Linked DNA regions of Homo sapiens: region 2 is linked to region 1. Evidence: chromatin loops called from intact Hi-C (ENCODE). Cell type or tissue: GM12878. All regions are shown on one strand. Region 1 overlaps ATE1 (arginyltransferase 1). Region 2 overlaps ATE1 (arginyltransferase 1).

Region 1 (5,000 bases):
TCTTAGAAATGTCTGTTTAAATCATTTGCCCATTGTTAATTGGGTTGTCTTTTTATTGAGTTGTCAGAATTCTTTACATATTCTGGTTACTAGATCCTTATTGAATGCATTATTTGGAAATACACTCTCTCATTCTGTGAATTATCTTCACACCTTCTTGACTGGGTCTCTGAAAGGACAAAAGTTTTAAATTTTGGTAAAGTCCAATTTATCAATTTTTTTTCTTTTGTTGCCTGTGCTTTTTGTATCATATCTAAGAAAACACTGCCCAGTGCAAGGTGATGAAGATTTACTCCAATGTGGCCGGGCGTGGTGGCTCCCACCTGTAATCCCAGCACTTTGGGAGGCTGAGGCGCATGGATCGTGAGGTCAGGAAATCGAGACCATCCTGGCTAACAGGGTGAAACCCCGTCTCTACTAAAAAAAATACAAAAAAATTAGCCAGGCACGGTGGCGGCCGCCTGTAGTCCCAGCTACTAGGGAGGCTGAGGCAGGAGAATGGCATGAACCCAGCAGGCAGAGCTTGCAGTGAGCCGAGGTTGCGCCACTGCACTCCAGCCTGGGCGACAGAGTGAGACTCTGTCTCAAAAAAAAAAAGATTTACTCCAATTTATATTTCTAAGGTTTTTTTTTTTTTTGAGACGCAGTCTCCCTCTGTCGCCCAGGCTGGAGTGCAGTGGCGCAACCTCTGCTCACTGCAAGCTCCGCCTTCCGGGTTCATGCCATTCTCCTGCCTCAGCCTCCCGAGTAGCTGGGACTACAGGCACCCGCCACCACGCCTGGCTAATTTTTGTATTTTTAGTAGACACAGGGTTTCACCATGTTAGCCATGATGGTCTCGATCTCCTGACCTCGTGATCTGCCTGCCCTAGCCTCCCAAAGTGCTGGGATTACAGGCGTGAGCCACCGCACCTGGCATTTCTACGAATTTTATAGTTTTAGCTCTTACATTTAGGTCCAACCCATTTTAATTTTTGTATATGGTGTGAAGTAGGGGGCCAATTTCATTTTTTTGAAAGATGCAGGACCATTTGTTGAAAGGCTGTATCCTTTTCCCTGAATTGTCTTGGCATCCTTTTTGAAAACTAACTGACCATAAACATGAGGGTTTATTTCTGGACTCTCAACTCTAGTCCACAGATCTGTATGTCTACCTGCATGCCAGGACCACATAGTGTTAACTTTATTATTCTTTTTAAAGATTGTTTTGGCTATCCTGGGTTCCTTTCATTTCCATGTGAATTTTATGATTGTCAGTTTCTGCAGGGAAGCCAGCTGGGATTTTAATAGATCACTGCTCTGAATCTGTAAATGAATTTGAGGAGTACTACCATCTTAACAATATTAAGTCTCCTGATCCATGGACATGGGATGTTTTCTTCACTTATTTAGGTCTTCTGTAATTTCTTTGAACAATGTTTTGTATTTTCCAGAATATAATTTTTGCATTGCTCTGTTAAATTTATTCCTAACAATTCTATTTTAATGCTGTTGTAAACGCAACTGTTGATAATTTCATTTTTAAATTGCTCACTGTTTAAGTGTGTAGGATAAAATTGATTTCTGTGTATGCTGAACTCATTTTATTTGATAGTTCTTTACATTCTTTAGGATTTTCTATGTACAAGGTCATGTCATCTGAGAATAGAGACAGTGTTTCTTCTTCCTTTCCAATCTGAATGCCTTTTATTTCATTTTCTTGCTGAACTGGCATGGCTAAAATATAATATTTCAAAGGAAAAAAATCTATGCAATTTAGTTAAACTCATGATATGTTGATTAAAAACAACATTGGCTCCCAAAAGTCACATAACAAAATATAAATTATATAATTTATCAAGATGATTCTAGCCAGAAAGAACTCCAGGTTAATTTTGATATTATGGTCATTTGGTATCAAAGTCCAGTAAAAGGTCACCAGAGAAAAGCAGAAAGAATGCAAAAATCAGGCAATTGCATACAAAAAAATCACATCAACTTTATCACCTCAGCACATATACTGCTGGTAGGATCTGTAAATACTGGCCAAGTAAAATGCTAATAAAATCTCTTATGATGATGAATAAGGACTCTCAAATTTCTATTCTATGTTTTGACCCCTAAATACTCATCTTAGACACTTCCTATTTCACCGTTTATCTTTATCCTAATAAAGGCGAGGCTTAAAAACTCATAGAATATAATGAAAGAAACGTAAATTAAAACATGCTATTACAGGATTTCTCAAAGATGAGAGGGAAGTTGGTTTATGTGCTGGGGCTGGGCCAAAGAGACATTTGTGAGTTCAGGCTGGCAGGACTGGGCCAATTCTGCCCCATGTGGTCAAGAAATTAGTTACATACAAGGGAACTGAGCATATAAATAAATATACTGAGAAAATGGGGAGGCCAGATTTCTCAGTCAGAGAATGGAGCTACAAGTATGGAAAAGGAGAAGACTAGAACAAACTGTTGTGCTGGATTAAAATTCCAGATACTGGTGAAAACCCATGACTTTTATACCCTGATATAGACATACAGATACACAGGTAGATATAAACGTATGTGTATAAACTCACATATATTGCCTAGATCTGTCTGCTGAGAGGGCTTAGAAGCAATGAAACCCCGGTAGCAATGAGCATACTTATTACTCACATCTTGTATTCTGAATATTACTCTTCACAAAAAATAACTAGGGCTCCTTGGAGACGTGACTAATTATAGAACTGAGTCAGAGAAAGTATAAGATGAGTCTGAAATATTTTGTGCCAGAAAGGAAGTGCTCAAAAAATGATGGGGACTTGTCAAAAGAAAACATGAGTCACCCTGAAAAGGCTCCTACTGGCCAAATCTGAGACAATTTGAGCATTCAAAATAAATAATGAAAGTAACAATTTTATAACACATTGATTAGAATGAGATTCCGTGAGTCAATATAAACAACAAACAGGGAAAGAGGACTGCTTTTCCTTATTGTAGAATGCCAACTAATAAAAGTAGAAGTAGTGATAGAATTAGAAAATCATCATTTGGCAGCCATCTCAGTAATAAGTGATTGAGGCAAGAATCGTCAATGGATGTAAAAACCAGTAGATATAAGTCTGACACAATAGGATATTTACACCATCTCAGGACAGCTTTCTACAAAATATTTACCAATTACTTATTAACATGTACAAAATACTTATCAACTTTACAGTGGAGAAACCTGGTACATTCCACTTCCCCAAGTGATAAAAATTCAAGTCACAGTACAGAGATGAATTAACACTGTATACCTCCTGATATGATGCAATACAAACCCAGCATCACTTCTAGGGTGTTCTTGCCAAAGCTATGTGACCTGAATCTAATTACAAAGAAATACTTGATGAACACAAATGAAAAACTACAAAGTGACTGGACTCTTCAAAAATATCGAGGTAACAAAAGACAAGGATATACTATGGTATTGTTCTAGACAAAAGGGGCCTAAAAAGACACAACAATAAATGTAACACAGGATCCTCACTTGAACCTTAGGTCTAAAAAAACAGAGAGAAAAGTAACATAGGCTTGTGTATGTGTGTATGCATTTTTGTGCTATAAAGGACATTACAGGGAAAATCTGTAACACTTGTACAGGGTGTGTGGATTAGATGGTAACATCTCAATGTTACTTTCCTGGTTTTGATGGCCATGTCTAGTAATGTAAAAAAAAGTGTCCTTGTTTTCAGCTAATACACACTGGGATACTGAAGGACAGTGGTGCAATATATCAGAAACTTATTCTCAAATGGTTTAGAAAAAAATACAGAGTAAAACAGAAAAAGTGATAAGGCAAATGTGGTAACACGTTAATAACTGGGGAGTCTGAGTGAAGGGTATGCATATGTTCTTTGTATTATTCTTGTCATTTTCCTGTAAATTTGAAATTTAAAAATAAAAAATGTTGTGTATTAGTCCGTTTTTACACTGCTGATAAAGACATACCAAAGACTGGGCAATTTACAAAAGAAAGAGGCTTAATTGGGCTCACAGTTCCATGTGGCTGGGGAAGTCTCACAATCATGTCAGAAGGCAAGGAGGAGCAAAGTCATGTCTTACATGGATGGTGGCAGGCAGAGAGCTTGTGCAGGGCAACTCCCATTTTTAAAACCACCAGACCTCATGAGACCCATTCACTATCATAAGACCAGCATGGGAAAGACCCACCCCCATAACTCACCACTGGGTCCCTCCCAAAACACATGGGAATTATGGGAGCTACAAGATGAGATTTGGGTGGGGACACAGAGCCAAACCATATCATTCCGCCTCTGGCTTCTCCCAAATCTCGTATCTTCACATTTTCAAACCAATTATGCCTTCCCAACAGTCCCCCAACATCTCAACTCATTTCAGAATTAACCCCAAAGTCCAAGTCCAAAGTCTCGTCTGAGACAAGGCAAGTCCCTTCTGCCTATGAGCCTGTAGAATCAAAACTAAGTTACTTCCTAGATACAATGGGGGTACAGGCATTAGGTAAATATAGCCGTTCCAAATGGGAGAAATTGGCCAAAACAAAAGGGCTACAGGTCCCATGCAAGTCCAAAATCCAGCAGGGCAGTCAAATCCTAAAGTTCCAAAATGATCTCCTTTGACTCCATGCCTCGCATCCGGGTCACTCTGATACAAGAGGTGGGTTCCCATGGTCTTGGGCAGCTCCGCCCCTGTGGCTTTTCAGGGTATAGCCTCCCTCCTTGCTGCTTTCACAGGCTAGCGTTGAGTGTCTGCAGCTTTTCCAGGTGCACAGTGCAGGCTGTTGGTAGATCTGCCATTCTAGGGTCTGGAGGACAGTGACCCTCTCTTCTCACAGCCCCACCCAGCGGTGTCCCAGTAAGGACTCTGTGGGAGGGCTCCAATGCCACCTTTCCCTTCTGCACTGCCCTAGCAGAGGTTCTCCATGAGGGCCCCACTCCTGCAGCAAACTTTTGCCTGGGCATCCAGGCATTTCCACACATCTTCTGAAATCTAGGCAGAGGTTCCCAAACCCCAATT
Region 2 (5,000 bases), 150 kb after region 1:
AAAAAAAAAAAGTAGATGTTGAATGAATAGGACTGAGAGTCTGTGTTCCAGGTACTGCTGATGCTGCAGGTCTGCAAATGACACTTTAACCAGAAGACTCTGGGGGATCTGGGAAGTGAGCCCTTTCTCAGGGAACATGCAGCATTAACTCCTGTTGTATTAACCCTCTCTTTTTAGCTTACACATCGTGTCATTAAAAAAACAAAAGCAGTCAAAAAATCAAAACTCTAATTCTTCTGCATCTGTTGGCCTCTTTCTTCCAACATACCATGGTTCTACTGTGACAACGATGCCATCTCATTCATTTCAATATCCCAAGACTGACAAAGACAGACCCTCAATAAACGCCCGTTAAACCATATTATATCTAACAGAAGGTCCCCAACTTATAATGGTTGGACTTATGCTTTTTCAACTTTACAATGATGGAAAACGATTCCGTTTTTCACTTTCAGTACAGTATTCAATAAATTACATGAGATATTCAACATTTTATTATAAAATAGGCTTTGTGTTAGATGATTCTGCTTAACTGCAGATTATAAGTGTTCTGAGAATGTGTAAAGCAGGCGAGGCTAAGCTATGATGTTCGGTAGGTTAGGTGTAGGTATTTCTTTCTAATTCACTTGTTGTTAAGGTATTTTTGCTTATTGGTCTGTCTTTCCCATTTGATTATCAATTTCTTGAAGACAGAGACTCCTTTTGTTCTGTGGTGCACAGTCTGGCACACGATGGGCACTCAGTAAATGACTGTTGACCTAGAGTGGATGACTGACCTTATAAACCACTACTTTCAGGTTCCTAGAGAAAACACTAAGAACGCATCCTGAATTTGCAATCCTTTTTTCTAAGGATTTAAAATGCTCACATGTATGAGTCATGTGAGTGTTCACAGAAGTTCAGTAATACACACTGAAAGGGTCATCAGCTCCACCTGACAAGAAAATGGTATATATTATACTTCTTCCCAGACAACCTTATCAACACAGAAAACAACAGTTAACAATACCTCAGTCTTCCCACATTCATCGGGTGGATCCTGGTGTATGGCCACTTGATACTTGACATACAAAGAAAAGGACTGGCTGAAAGACGACTTGAACTCTGGGTCCTCAAAGGAGACAGGTACTAACCTCACCTTCAGAGCAAGGAAAATACAAGCAAATGCTATTGAAACATCTCTGATGATATGCTTCTGAAGGTGAGGCTACAGTAAGATCTCCACAAATCCACGCCAAAGCTCGAACTCGAATTTGTCATGAAAAGAAACCTTAGACGAGGCAGACGGGTGCAGAGACCGAAGTGCTAACTGTACTAAAACTTATGAAAATCTCAACCTCATAAGAGCCAACAATTTGTTCTTTTTTTTTTCTCTCTCTCCACTAATTGTAGTTTTCTGCATAAACTAGAGTCAATATTGTTGTTAATCATGGTGATGATCGCTACTTTTGCCACCTCTACTTATACTAAGTGTTTTAAGCTTTTTTCCTTTACAGATTTTTCTTGGGTCATTTAACTTACAAAATTATTAGCATATGAGTTCTTCTATTAAAATGTTCTACTATCTTCCTTTTTTAGTCCCACTCAATTGTGCAAGGGTAGCACATTAATAAAGAATAATTTAACTGGGATCAATTATTCCTACATACATCTTTCAAATACAGATAAAGCATTAAAATCATGTTAGGCAAAGTACGTATCTACCATAAAAATATAGTTTCCTGAGTTTTCCTCACAGGTATTTTAATTTAGAGCTCTATTACTATCTTTTAGATAAATGCATCTAAAATAGTGACTTTAAATAATTTTACATGTTACTTTGACTCTGAAATTATACATGGCTGGTACTTAACATGGCACTAGGTAAAATTTGCACTTTCAGAATGTCCATTAATTCAGTCTTAGGTCTTTGCAGATATGCTGCAAATTGAACACAAATAAAATGTAGCACAAATAAACCAAGATTTCATTAAATGATATTAAGTGGAAGGGAAAGCTCTGTTTGCACAGGAAAATTACACTTGGCCTGCTGACCTGGCTTTCGGTTGGCGTATCAGGTGGGTTCTTGTGAATAACCATCTGGTAACGTTTATAGACCTGGTAAGACTCCAGAAGTGTGGCTTTGAACTGCGAACTTGGTGGAGATGATCTCACCACCCTCACCTTCAGAAGCAGTTAAAAAAACAAGTTTACTAATTCATTCATTTATTCATTCTGTGGAATATGCATTAAGAGTAACTCCCATCCAAGAAACCAAGTTTCAACAATTATTAAAGCACCTAAATATTTTAATATTAAAAACCAACCAGTTAGTAAATAAAGAAAAAAGTTATTTTTGTAACTTACAGACTCATTAAGAAGAGGACGATCCCCTCTAAACTATAAGCCTCAGCTTTCATGACTGAATTATGTAAGCCTGCCTCTACTGTAAACTGGCAGAGTATTTCCAGCACTCGTACACACACGACACATACACACACAAATAAATACCCTCTAGTTGTGCACAACTACCAGTAATTCTAAGAAAGACTAAAAATATGAATACATTTTTTGGCCACTCATTCATCATTGCTAACCCTCAACTTAAAACTTGACTGTTTGAGTTAAAAAGACCTCATAAAGTTTTCCTACTTCATAGCATAGTTAACAACCATGACTCTGAAGTCACATTTCCTTTGTTCAAATCTTACAATGTCACCATCTTGGTCAAGTAACCTTGTAAAATAAGGATAAGTTTAAAACAGTAATTGCACGCAGTAATGGCTAACATTTACTTTAACATTATTTACTAGCCACTTAAAATGTATTAGCAAAACAGAACAGTAAAACAGTCAAATGCAATGCAATGAAAACAGCTGGAAACTGGACATGTGTGCCGTGAGACGTAATTCTATGAAGAAAGAGCGACACCCAGTGGTAAAAGATCTCTATACATCCTGAGTATCATTACATTCAAAAAGTACAAGTAACCACTGGAGAACTGTTATGTTAAGCGTGCTTGGCCTCCTGAATACATTACTATTTATGATCAAAGATAAAAGACACCTTGTAAAATATTTTAAGTAGTGTATTCAACTCTGTTTACAATTTTGGAAGGACAAAAAAATCTGTATCCAAATCAGAGTAGCCAAGGAGTTATAAAAGCTAAAATCTGGCCAGGCAAGGTAGCTCACACCTCTAATCCCAGCACTTTGGGAGGCCGAGGCGGGTGATCACCTGAGGTCAGGAGTTCGTGACCAGCCTGGCTGACATGGTGAAACCCTGTCTCTATTAAAAATATCAGAAATTAGCCGGGCGTAGTGGTGGGCACTTGTAATCCCAGCTACTCAGAAGGCTGAGACAGGAGAATCGCTTGAACCCAGGAGGCAGAGGTTGCAGTGAGCCGAGATCGCGCCATTGCACTCCAGCCTAGGCAACAAGAGTGAAACTCCGTCTCAAAAAAAAAAGCTAAATTCTACGTCTGATAATACATATACTGAATTAAGGCTTAGAATGCATGAAAGTTAATTTTTATTATCAGGACTTCAGTGATAAGTGATATTTTTAGATGATAGTAAGCTACAAAATTCAAAGGCTGACCAGTTACTAATCACATATGAGAATAAGATAAAAATCATTATGGCTAATGTTTTTGAATTTTTTTGAGACAGTCTTTTGCTCTGTCACGCAGGCTGGAGTGCAGTGGTGTGATCTCAGCTCGCTACAACCTCCACCTCCTGGGTTCAAGCAATTCTGGTGTCTCAGCCTCTCTAGGAGTTGGGATTACAGGTGCACGCCACCACGCCTGGCCAATTTTTATATTTTAGTAGAGACGGGGTTTCACTGTGTTGGCCAAGCTGATCTCAAACACCAGACCTCAAGAGATCCACCTGCCTCGGCCTACCAAAGTGCTAGGATTACAGGTGTGAGCCACCACATCCAGCCCTTGTTTTTGAATTTTATATATGAGAAACTAATACTGAGAAATCTTGATCTGATCTAGAAACGAAAATAAATTTGGAAAAATGGAGGAATTTGGCTCTAAAAGTATTCATATTATGCCCAAAGTGGTTTTGGCACTAATGAGAGAGGATTTCAGCAGTACAATTTAGCCCTATTTAGATAATTCCTAACTGCTGGCTTATGTATATGACACCATTTGCTGTCTTTACCAAGATCAGAATATTATAATGGATGAAATAGTGATTTGCCTTGTGTAATCTATTGTCTTTCACTATCTAAACCAAAACTGCTAAAAACACAATTTTAAAGAGTATTTCTTTCATTTTAACTATTAAATTTCAATCAAGGTAGCATGCTAAAATTGACACTGTTTTCACAAGTTTGGTGGCCAACTATGTATTCTCAAAAAGTCTTTTAAAAAAAAAGGAGTTTCCCTCAAACAGCAGTTAACTTAGTAAATACAAATGTTACTTCTTCCCAGTTCTCTTTAATTTCTTTTAAATTCTCATTATTTAACTAGCAAACATCAACTAATTAGAACTTCAAATAAAAATAAACGATATGCCCAAACAAAAAAAAATCATAATAAAACAAACAACAAAAGTCCTCCAAAGTACCTCTAACTTGTGTGATGCATTCTCTGGTAAAGACTCAAAAATTAAATCTTCGAGTGATTTTGGCTGGTTGGATTTAGCCTTTGGTGGAAACAAAGATGGTGGGTGACCTTGAGCCTGGAAACCCTCAAGTTCTCCAGCTGGGTTCTGCTGCATTAGTTTTAACCTTTTCCTTTCTTTCCGGATTTCCTTTGCTTTTCGACATGGAGGCTTACTCAAATCAGCCCCTTTGCCTAAAAAGAATTTTAAAATATTAGACCAATCACATTTGGTTCTAGAAAAGTTTTTTCACATGTCTCAAAGATTCTACAGTGTAAGTCCAAAGAGTTTCAATGGTTAGGCTAGCTTTGGGGTAGATGTTTCAGAGGATCCTGATACAGAGCTGTAAGTGGATCTAAAATTCTACCTTAGAAGTGGGAGTTGCTAGAGAAAGTAAATAGCACA

Evidence for each region. A loop is a pair of places that touch in the nucleus more often than their neighbours do. Peaks named below come from ENCODE experiments on the same cell type or tissue, not always from the same donor. Only the 100,000 strongest peaks of a DNase experiment are listed, where the experiment ranks them.
Region 2: a loop joins it to region 1, with 3 times the contacts of the local background. A loop is called at or near these places in 2 of 110 quality-filtered maps.

What each region holds. Positions count from the first base shown.
Region 1 is chr10:121,751,611-121,756,610 of GRCh38, forward strand. All of the region lies in intron 11 of ATE1 (arginyltransferase 1), which reads right to left. Among named protein-coding and RNA genes, the nearest start is that of FGFR2, 160 kb to the left of the region's middle. RefSeq lists an enhancer at 2,641-2,700. In GM12878, a CTCF peak has its summit at 2,299; DNase peaks (open chromatin) are centred at 2,711 and 3,260; H3K27ac peaks cover 1,524 bases.
Region 2 is chr10:121,897,832-121,902,831 of GRCh38, forward strand. ATE1 (arginyltransferase 1) reads right to left here. Exons shown (of 12, transcript NM_001001976.3): 6 at 4,560-4,789; 7 at 2,035-2,163. Among named protein-coding and RNA genes, the nearest start is that of ATE1, 28 kb to the right of the region's middle. In GM12878, a CTCF peak has its summit at 2,909 (motif pointing left); a DNase peak (open chromatin) is centred at 2,880.